Regions from separate parts of the Homo sapiens genome. Here region 2 is linked to region 1. A link is a contact called in ENCODE Hi-C data. All regions are on one chromosome and are shown on one strand. Each heading gives the region's core, a stretch centred on a gene start or an enhancer-like site at or near the end of the contact. The rest is flanking DNA. Distances are from core to core; before and after follow the strand shown. Region 1 overlaps SHISA9 (shisa family member 9). Region 2 overlaps SHISA9 (shisa family member 9).

Region 1 (5,247 bases), core at 1,827-4,326:
CACACACACACACACAGAGTTAACTTAACTTTAGTTCTAGCAAAGATCAAATAATTAGGTAGGCAGTCAAGGTGAAGATAGGTCCAGAATTTACAGGGAAGAAGGCTCTTCAGGGGGAAGCAGGACATTGAGGCTTAGTAATTTCATTACTAAGACAGCTGCAGTAGGGGTGGCAGGTGAGATTGATCAGGTAGGTTGGGGCCAGGTGATCAAGAGCCTTAACTGTCATGAGAATAGATTGGAAGATGAATAGTGGATGGTGAAACTGAAGGCCAGTAGGCCATTTGGAAACAATGGGGATGAATGAGGGCAGTGGCAGTGGGTATAAGGCACAGACTTAGTCCTTAATTTTGAGTCAGTATAAATTTGAATGGGAAAGGAGGATATGAATTGGGGTCTAGTCTGGTGTAGCAAAAGCCTTACACATAGTAAGTCCTATAATGCTCAGTCAGTTTGATTTATTTTTAAAGGGAGTGTTATGGACATTGTAGAGGGCACATTCTCATAAGACAATGAGTATGTAATATGTTAGGTGGTGATCAGAGCTGAGAAATAAGAAATTTTGGTAGGAGGACAGGGAGTGGAGGGTAAGGTGTTGTTAAGTAGGATATCCAAAGAGAGCCCCCCTCCGGCCCCACCCTGCTTTTTTGAGACAGTCTTGCTTTGTCACCCAAGCTGGAGTGCAGTGTCCTGACCACGCCTCACTGAAGTCTTGACCTCCAGGACTCAAGTGATCCTCCTACCTCACCTTTTCGAGTAGCTGAGACTGCAGGTGTGTGCCACCACACTTGGCTAATTGTTTTGTTTTTTTGTAGAGATAGGATCTTGTTATGTTACTCAGCCTGGTCTCAAATTCCTAAGCTCAAGCAATCCTCCTGCCTTGGCTTCCTGAGTCGCTGGGACTGCAGGCAGGCACCATCATGCCCGGCTAATTTTTTGAAGTTTTTGGAGTCTTGGGGTCTTGCTAAGTTTCTCAGGCTGATCTTAAACTCCTGGGTCAGGTGATCCTCCCACTTTGGACTCCCAAAGCACTGGGATTACAAGCCTAAACCACTGTGCCTGGCCCAAAGAGAGCATCTTTGATTAGAAAACCAACCGTTACCTCAAGACACATGAGACTGCATGCTTACTAATTTCTGGGAAAATATTTATCATGTAATACTAGAGGGAAAAAAATCAGCGTATGAATTAGAAGCAGATTAGGATGGAGCAAGATTGCTTTTTACCATTGGGGGAAATATTGAATTTGATTTGATCTTTTTCATTTATTTATTTAAGAATTTTTAAAAGCCCACATCACAACCAATGGTAACACAAGAGAGTGTTGTGAGCCCCAAGTTGAGTACAGTATCCCTAGGTATGGTCAATTTCTCAATGTTTCTCCTAAAGTGTAGTGTCCTGAGCTAAAACCTTCCAGAGCGTGCTGAGCAGCATCATGTGAAAAGGGACAAATGGATTGTTTTCTCCAGGGGTGTGACAGGTATATGATGATTCAGGGTGGCTGCTTTGACCTGGCTCTCTCTAGACTCCAGAGCATTTTGGGATTCTGAAAATCAAAATTATTATCTTTTTGTGTGTGTGTGAATTACTGAGTGTTGCAGGCATCAGTCTTGACCTCTGGGGCTCAAGTGATCCTCCTACCTCATCCTCCTGAGTAGCCGAGACTACAGATATGTGCCATCATGCTTGGCTAATTGTTCTATTTTTTTGTAGGGATGGGTTTGCTGTGTTACCCAGGGTGACCTTGAACTCCTGGGCTCAAGCAATCCTCCCACCTTGGCTTCCTAAGTAGCTGGAACTGCGGGCAGGCATCACCATGCCCAGCTAAGATCCACTTGTGGTCTTCAAGGGTAGGCCCAACTTGGCTTATTACTCATTCACTCATTTCTCCTTACTCACCACCTGCTTGCATCTCTCCTCATGCTCAGGGATGGGCTGGTGGGTGAAAATCTTGCAAGGCACTTAATACACACATCACTCAGTTGTTCATAAAAGCTGAATGTTTAATGACTTAAAAACCCCCAACTTTATGATGGTATAATTGACATAACATCAAATTCACCCATTTTAAGTATACAATTCAATGATTTTTAGAAAATTTACTGACTTGTGCAACTATCATGAGCATCCAGTGTGAGGACATTTTTTGTCACCCCAATAAGATCCTTGTGCCTGTTCTCATCCCTAACCTCAGGTAACCACTAATTGATTTTCTAGCTCTAGAGATGTGTCTTTTCTGGACATTACATGTGAATGGAATTATACAGTATGTGATCTTCTATGTCTGGCTTCCTTTACTTAGCATGTTTTTGAGGTTCATCCCTGTCTTAGCAGGTATAAATTCTTCATTTTTTATTGCTGCATAATATTCCATCATATGGATAGACCACTCCATTCACACATTGGCGAACATTGGAGCTCTTTTTAATGCTGAGATATTATGAGTAATGCTGCTATGAATACTCACTTGTGAGCCTTTTGTGGACACATGTTTTCATTTCTTTTGAGTAGATACCTAGGAGTGGAATTGCTGGGTAATATATATTAAGATTATATTCAACTTTTCAAGAAAGGAATAGCTTGGTTTTTAAGCTGTGTCAAAGTGCTCTCCCCACCACATATAGAGGGTTGTGTTGAGCATCTCTCATAACCTGGAATGCCCTCCACACATGGCTGCAACTGAGATATTTGCAATGGAATGTTCAGGTCCTTCCATGCCCAGCCATTTGCTGGAGCATTTCCGCCTACTAGTCATTCTGCCAAGCCTCCCATTCCTGCCACAGCCAACCCCAAGGAAGGGGGAACACAAAGACGTCTGTGGCTGTCTGAACGTGGCTTTTTCTCCAGATGGGACAGATGCAGTGGCTGTAAAAGCAGCTGCGATGTTTCCGTGCTGAAAAGGGCTTTTCATGCAAGAGACGAAAAGAGGAATGTCATGCTGGAAAGGTGAACTTTGGGAGCTGGTATGAAAAGAATGTGATGTGTGCTCCCTGTTTCTCTGGGACAAATGAGTCATGTTTGAGAAATGGTCCCTTTTCAGCCTCAATGACTGCTTGCATCTATTTCAACATCCAAAAAAAGTACAGGGAGAGGAGAGCTGGAACTTGAGCAAGACTCAAAGGTTGCTGGAGACTCGGAAACAGTCATCTGATGGTGTGACAGGTCAGTGAGCCAATCAGCCAGCCAAAGAGCTGTGATGAAGGGAGAGTCTGTGATTGTAGAGTGACACATGGCCTCATTTATCCTGGAGAAAGCTGGGGAATTTGGTCTCAGACAGCTGGTACTGAATTGAGTCTTTGTATGTCCAAGAGACAAGATATTCATTTAAATTGAACAGATGCCAATGTTACTTGGGCTCCTTAGTGGTAACTGATCCTCCCCTCATGGGCCTGAAGGTATTAAAAAATATTTAGTACGTGGCTTCTAAGATTTAACTGTAGCCCTTAAGAAGTAAACTCAGACATACAAGAGATGTGAAACTGGCTAGCCATATGCAGAAAACTGAAACTGGACCCCTTCCTTACACCTTATACAAAAATTAACTCAAGATGGATTAAAGACTTAAATTTAAGACCGAAAGCCATAAAAACCCTAAGAGAAAACCTAGGCAATACCATTCAGGACATAGGCATGGGTAAAGACTTCATGACTAAAACACCAAAAGCAATGGCAACAAAAGCCAAAATTGACAAATGGGATCTAATTAAATTAAAGAGCTTCTGCACAGCAAAAGAAACTATCATCAGAGTGAACAGGCAACTTACAGAATGGGAGAAAATTTTTGCAATCTATCCATCTGACAAAGGGCTAGTATCCAGAATCTACAAAGAACTTAAACAAATTACAAAAAAAAAAAAAAACCCAAAAACAAAAAAACAGCTTCCCTTATTTCTTAAGGTGATCTCAGATGGCAGACTCCCTGAGTTCAAATCCTGATTGCAGAAGATCATTGAATAATTTATTTAAGTCCTCTGTGCCTTGGTTTTCTCATCTGTAAAGTCAGACTGAAAACACCTCCCTGTTTTGAGGATTAACTGAGATTATCTGTGTAAGACACTTAGCATATTGGTGGGCACATAGAAAGGCCAGAGTAAACATTAACTATCATTACTATTAGTTTGAAATTTATTTTTTATTATTAAGATAATTTTCTTTTTGGAGCTTCTATTTAACCAGGTGGATGAAATTCAAATCTTACCCTATTCCAGGTAACCTCAAGCAATTCAGTATTGAATATTAAGTATTCAATGCAGTATTGAATTGCCTCTCCCCAAAGATTTGGATTCTGTAAATGTGTGGCAGAATTGTGTTTAAAGGAGGGTAGGAGACTATGATTGTTCCTGGATAGGTGAGAGGCCATCTGGTCTTCAGTTATCATCTGTTGAGGCAGACATTCGTGGAAACCCATTTCATCTTGTATTTGCAGATGAGAAAACTGAGGCTCAGAGAGGTTAGGAAACTTGCCTAAAGACACACAGCTAGGTAGTAGACTCAAAACCAGGTCTGTCTGACTTTCGGGCCTTTGCTCTTTCCCATTTGTCTTCTAAAAATGACTCCAAAGGCCTTTCTATCTTATGCCCAGGTGGTCATACCACTCAGCAAAAGGGTAAGGATTTTTTTTTGTTTGTTTTTAAAGGAGATGGACTAGGTTGTTTCATGATTCGTCAGAAAAAGGCCTGAGGACTTGTGTCAGATGCCAAATAAAGCTTTAGTTCTTGATATGTTTAGAGAGCAATTTGGTGTTTTAGTTAATAAGAGAAATTCAATGCATATTTGTTGAATTGAAGCAGGGAGGAGAGAAGGGAAAAAATAAGAGAAAGAGGGAAGAAAGCAAGAAAAAAGGAAGAAAGATGGGAAGTGAAGAAGAAGGGAAAGAGGGAGGCAGGGAGGAAGGAAAAAAAAGGTTTTGATTTTCATTTGCCAGCCACACTGTTGGAGTATATTGGTTTTATGGAGCTTTACCAAGGTTTTATGCCTTGGAATCTCTCAAGGAACATTTTCCAAATATGCATTCTGGGACCCCACGCCACAGCTACTGAATCAACTGGAATCCCTGGGGTCAATTCTGAGCAAACAAACTCAGGCAATTTTATACAATACCTCTCATTGAGAAGCATGAGTTCGTGATTTTTTTTTTTAACAAAACAAATTAAAGACCAGTCAAGGGGTTCTTCTGGTTTGTGAGTGGCTTCATCTCTTATTTGGATGCTTCTCAGTGATGTTTCTGTTGGGAGGAGGTGCTTGGCA
Region 2 (5,247 bases), core at 1,637-4,136, 140 kb before region 1:
GAATGAATAAATAAATTGCTTTGTAATCGTAAAATGAAATATCATACATTTTTGAGAATGAACAGCTACAACTGTATGTGTGAACCTTGCAAATATGCTGTTGAGTGAGAGAAGCCAGGCACAAAGGTGTACAGACTGTGTGTGGTTCTGTTTATGGAAAGTTCTGGAAAAGGTCATCTGCAAACTTTCCTGGAAAGAGCTCAGTAGTAAATATTTTAGGCTTGTGAGTGATGTGGGGTGTCTGTTGCTACCCAACTCTGCCACTGTGGTGCAAAACCAGCCATAGATGATATATGTAAATGAGTGAGTGTGGCTGTGTTCCAATAGAATTTTATTTATAAAAATGGGAGGTGCAGGCTGGGCATGGTGGCTCACACCTGTAATCCCAACAATTTGGGAGGCCGAGGCTGAGGTCAGGAGTTCGAGACCAGCCTGGCCAACATGGTGAAACCCCGTCTCTACTAAAAATACAAAACAATTAGCTGAACGTGGTGGTGCGCACCTGTAGTCCCAGCTACTTGGAAGGCTGAGGCTGGAGAATCGCTTGAACCTAGGGGGCAAAGGTTACAGTGAGCTGAGATCCTGCCACTGCTCTCTGTCCTGGGTGACAGAGCAAGACTCCATCTCAAAAGAAAAAAAAAAAAAGAAAAAAAAACGGAGGTGCACACGATTCAGCCCACAGTTTGTAGTTTGCTAATCTCTATTCTGGAGCAAACACCATTCACCTACAGTGAACCTGCCATGGAATTTGTCACCCTGGGTGGAGGGTGGTTAATGTAAAAAAAAGCACAAGAGAGCTCCTGGGATTTGGGAGATGATTTTTTTTTTTTTTTTCTGTCTGGGTGCTGATTATGCTATAGTGCTCACTTGGTGGAAATTCATCACTCCTTGCACTTATAAAGTGTACACTCTTCTGTAAGTGTTGTTCTCCAGGCGGGGTGCAGTGGCTCACACCTGTAATCCCAGGACTTTGAGAGGCCTAGGCAGGTGGATCCCCTGAGGCCAGGAGTTCGAGACCAGCCCTGGGTAACATGGTGAAACTCTGTCTCTACTAAAAAAACAGAAAAATTAGCTGGGAGTAGTGGAGCATGCCTGTAGTCCCAGCTACTCAGGAGGCTGAGGCGGGAGAATTGCTTGAACCCGGGAGGCGGAGGCTGCAGTGAGCTGAGAGCGTGCCATTGCACTCTAGCCTGGGAGACAGAGCCAGACTCTATCCCCACGCCCTCCCCACCAAAAAAAATGTTCTTCAGTGTGAAGTGTACACTGGAAACAGAAAACAAATAAATGAATGAGCTGAAACTGTATTCATTAAATCAGCACGCAAAAAAGTAAGTTTTGGAAGCTATATTCAAAATGTAGAACGTGCAAAACAATATAGTAAACTGTTTAGGGACCATGTCACAGATCTAAAAGATATGCAGGGAAAAAATAATCACTACATTCAGAATGGCGAATACCTTGAGAAAAATGAGATGGGGAGAGGCACACAGGGGCTTCATGGATAGCCCTAATTTTTTTATTTCTTGAACTGAACTGTGAATAAATGGGCTTTATTATGTTATCCTTTATTTCCCTTTATGTATTTAAATATTAAATAATAATAGTAAAAAGAATAATAGATACTATCCTTATTTTTAAGGAATATATATATTTTTTCAATGACAGATTTAGGGGGTACAAGTGCTGATTTGTTACATGGATGTATTGTGTAGTGGTAAAGTATGGGCTGGAAAAACTGGATTGCCATATGCAGAAGAATGAAAGTGGACCCCTATCTCTCACTAGGGGTATATATACATATATATATATATATACATATATGTGTATATATATATATATACATATATATATACATATATGTATATATATATATACATATATATATATACACATATATGTATATATATATACACACATATATATATACATATATGTGTGTGTATATATATATATATATATATATATATATTTTTTTTTTTTTTTTTTTTTTTTTTTTTTTGAGACCAAGTCTCACTCTGTTGCCCAGGCTGGACTGCAATGGTGCAATCTCAGCTCACTGCAACCTCTGCCTCCCAGGTTCAAATGATTCTCCTGCCTCAGCCTCCCAAGTAGCTGGAACTATAGGCACACACCACCACACCGGCTATTTTTGTTGTTGTTGTTGTTGTATTTTTAGTACAGACGGGGTTTCACCGTGTTGGCCAGGCTGGTCTCAAACTCCTGACCTCAGGTGATCTGCCCACCTCAGCCTCCCAGAGTGCTGGGATTACAGGTGTGAGCCACCGCGCCTGGCCGGGGCATATGTTTTAAAGTGGGTTCAGAAGAATGTAAGCCCATGAGGCAGGGATTTTTATCTATTTCATTCACTTACTGTATTTGTCTGCAGTGCCTCGAACAGTGTCTGATACATGGGAGGCACTCGCAAAGTATTTGTTGAATGAATGAATGAAACAGCACGTGGACAGTTAGAGATTGACTGAAGAATACACTTTGGTAGTGCTGAGGGAATTTGGACAGGAGAAGAACCAGGAAATCTCGAAAGACACCCACCTGGGATCCTGGCAGGAAGCTAGGCATTGCTAAGTCTCTCTTTTAGCTGTCTGCACAGGTACTAATTTTCCAGCCTAAACTTCAAGACTAAAACTTCGGGGCAAATATTTAAAAGGTGACACCTGCTGCCCTTATCCCCCCTCCAAATCAGGACTCTGTGTAGCTAAGGCTGTTGAGGACTTCTCAGCTTGCCTGTTTCCTAGGGCTGTCTAGTAAATCCTGAAGCCTTTGCCAGTAGCCAGGAAGCTGAGATCACCTCGGAGCACAGATGGGGAAGGAGGTTATGGGGGAGACAGAGACTGTGCCCAGCTGGGTTGGAGAGGCAGGCAGAAACCCTCTTGTCTCTTGGCTGGCTGCCCAGTCTTGAATGGGAGAGAGGTCTTCCCACGAAGGATGAGTCAGCCACTGAAGCTTGGGAGAGGATGGGGTGGGGAACTGTGACCTAATTTGCTGCATAACTGGGGAGGCAAGCCTCCTCCCTGTGCTCTGGGGATGCTGTTTTTTAAACACTTTATAAATCTCCCTACTCACCCCATGCTGTTGTGTGGATCATCTCTCTTTAGGAGCAGGGGCTGTAGGAACGACATATCGTACCAGATTAATTTTATGACTGCCATTATTATGAATGCCATCATCATTGTTGTAGGGGTGGATCTTTGGTGCAATTCATCAAAGCAGCCAAAGTAAGGAAAATCCTGCAGAAATAAGGAAAGCTAATATAATAAAGACCTTCTTAGCTCCTTTCCAGATCAGTGTTTAGCTCAATTTTAGTGGTACCCAGGTTTATTCCTTTTAGCTTTCTCTTTAGAGAACTGTCCTATAGATTCCGGTCTGTCTTTGCATTGTAGTCTAATTAGTCCACAAAAATTTCTCTTGCATGCTTAATCTATGCCAGACACAATTCTAGACATTGGGGATATGGTTATAAGTAAATTAGGCAAAATCTCTGCTCTCTTGGAGTTTGTGTGTGTGTGTGTGTGTGTGTGTGTGTGTGTGTGTGTGTTGAGAGGGGCAAGTGGAGGAAAAATGTAAATAAAAATAAATAATGATAAATAAAGGTAAATAAAAATAAATTATGATCATTTCCAATGGTTGTAAGCACTCACATTTAAAGGGTAGTGTCATATATTAGCAAGAGTGATCAGGGAAGGCTCTCTGGAAAGAATATTTTAATTAAAAACAGAAAGATAAGAGGAAACAGAAGAGCAGAATGAAAGAGTATTCCAGCCAAGAAGCACCACAGGTGCAGAGGTCCCAAGGTAGAAACAAAGTCTGGCAAGTCCTAAAACCAAATGAGTGGCCACTGTGGGTTGGGTCATCTTCCTCACCCACACCTCCGTATATCACTAAGTGAGCAAGGATGAGAGTGATATATAATGAGGTGAGGGATGTTGGAAGGATGAATCATACAGAATCTTTTAGACTCCAGCAAGGAGTTTAGACTTTCTTCTAAGTCAGCACTGTCCAAATCAACTTCTCATGAAGGTGGAAATACTCCGTGTCTGTTCTATTCAATATAGCAGGCACTAATCTTATGTGACTGTTGGACCATTGACATGCGGGTAATGCAACTGAGAAACTGAATTCTTAATTTTATTTAATTTTAACTAATTCAGAGTTAAATTTGAATAATTGCATGTAGCTATCGGCTACCATATTGGATAATGCAATTATAAGTGACCCAGGAAATAGTGAGGGTGTTGGTGCAGTGGATGGTAAGATTGGGTAATGCTTTTTTAAAGAATGGATTTTGTGGCTGGGTGCAGTGGTTCACTCCTGTAATCTCAGCATTTTGGGAGGCCGAGGTGGGAGGATCACTTGAGGTCATGAGTTCAAGACCAGCCTGGCCAACATGGTGAAACCCTGTAGCTACTAAAAATGCAAAAATTAGCCAGGCGTGGTGGTGGGTGCCTGTAATCCCAGCTACTTGGGAGGCTGAGGCAGGAGAATCGCTTGAACCTGGGAGGCGGAGGTTGCAGTGAGCTGAGATTGTGCCGCTGTACTCCAGCCTGGGCAACAGAGCAAGATTCCATTTCACCCCTCCGCTCCCCCCACACAAAAAATAATAGATTTTGTTAGCAAGAATAAAAGCAGGGACTCATGAAGGATCCTATTCACTTTCCCTGAGGAGCCTGGCAGCTGAATCCCATATTCACAGAAAGTTTTCCTTTTGCCCTTCTTTTCCTTTTCAAATGCTAACAGGTTTCCTGGAATGATATGGGATCAGGAGGGCCCTCTGGACTGAACTGATTCTTCAGGGAAATAGAAAGTCAAGAAACATGTGCCTGTTGTTTCGCTGGAGAGTTCAATTCTAGTGCTGCTTGGGAAGTGATTCTTAACTTCCATAAAGATATAGGCTACAGACTACGCTAGTTAATTCCATTTGGGCAGTCACTGGATGAGTGAAACATTTCGACTTCAGAGCAGAGATTTGGCAGACAACTGGGAGGCATCAGACTAATTCATCCCATCACTCTCCTTCCTCCTGCAGACAAAAATGAACTTAATAAAATCTGCAGATGCTAGTGATAGTTGCTTTTTTTTAGTGCCTATGAGCTAAGCAACTTGTGTATATGTAACACATTGAACTTTTCCAACCACTCTACCTACTAGTGAATGATTCTTAAGAAATTTTAAACTATAAATATTTACATTAAGACTCCTAGAGGTGGGGATAGTAGCACTGATTTGGGCACA

What was found. Hi-C counts contacts between places; a loop is a spot of excess contacts on that map. Pooled maps may share reads with other maps.
Region 2: a map of PC-9 shows a loop between it and region 1 (9-fold over the local background). The contact joins two enhancer-like sites. A Hi-C loop is called at or near these places in 4 of 168 maps with a recorded cell type or tissue (PC-9, ascending aorta, mammary epithelial cell and 1 more) and 5 of 50 pooled maps.

The regions. Positions count from the first base shown.
Region 1 is chr16:13,107,500-13,112,746 of GRCh38, forward strand. All of the region lies in intron 2 of SHISA9 (shisa family member 9), which reads left to right. Among named protein-coding and RNA genes, the nearest start is that of SHISA9, 210 kb to the left of the region's middle. Within about 2 kb of position 3,077, at least 7 of the 41 ENCODE cell types and tissues checked have a DNase peak (open chromatin) inside an H3K27ac peak, as active enhancers do; they include PC-9 and mammary epithelial cell, where a contact is called at or near this core.
Region 2 is chr16:12,968,530-12,973,776 of GRCh38, forward strand. The region is part of intron 2 of SHISA9 (shisa family member 9); the gene reads left to right. Among named protein-coding and RNA genes, the nearest start is that of SHISA9, 70 kb to the left of the region's middle. Within about 2 kb of position 2,887, at least 2 of the 41 ENCODE cell types and tissues checked have a DNase peak (open chromatin) inside an H3K27ac peak, as active enhancers do; they include PC-9 and mammary epithelial cell, where a contact is called at or near this core.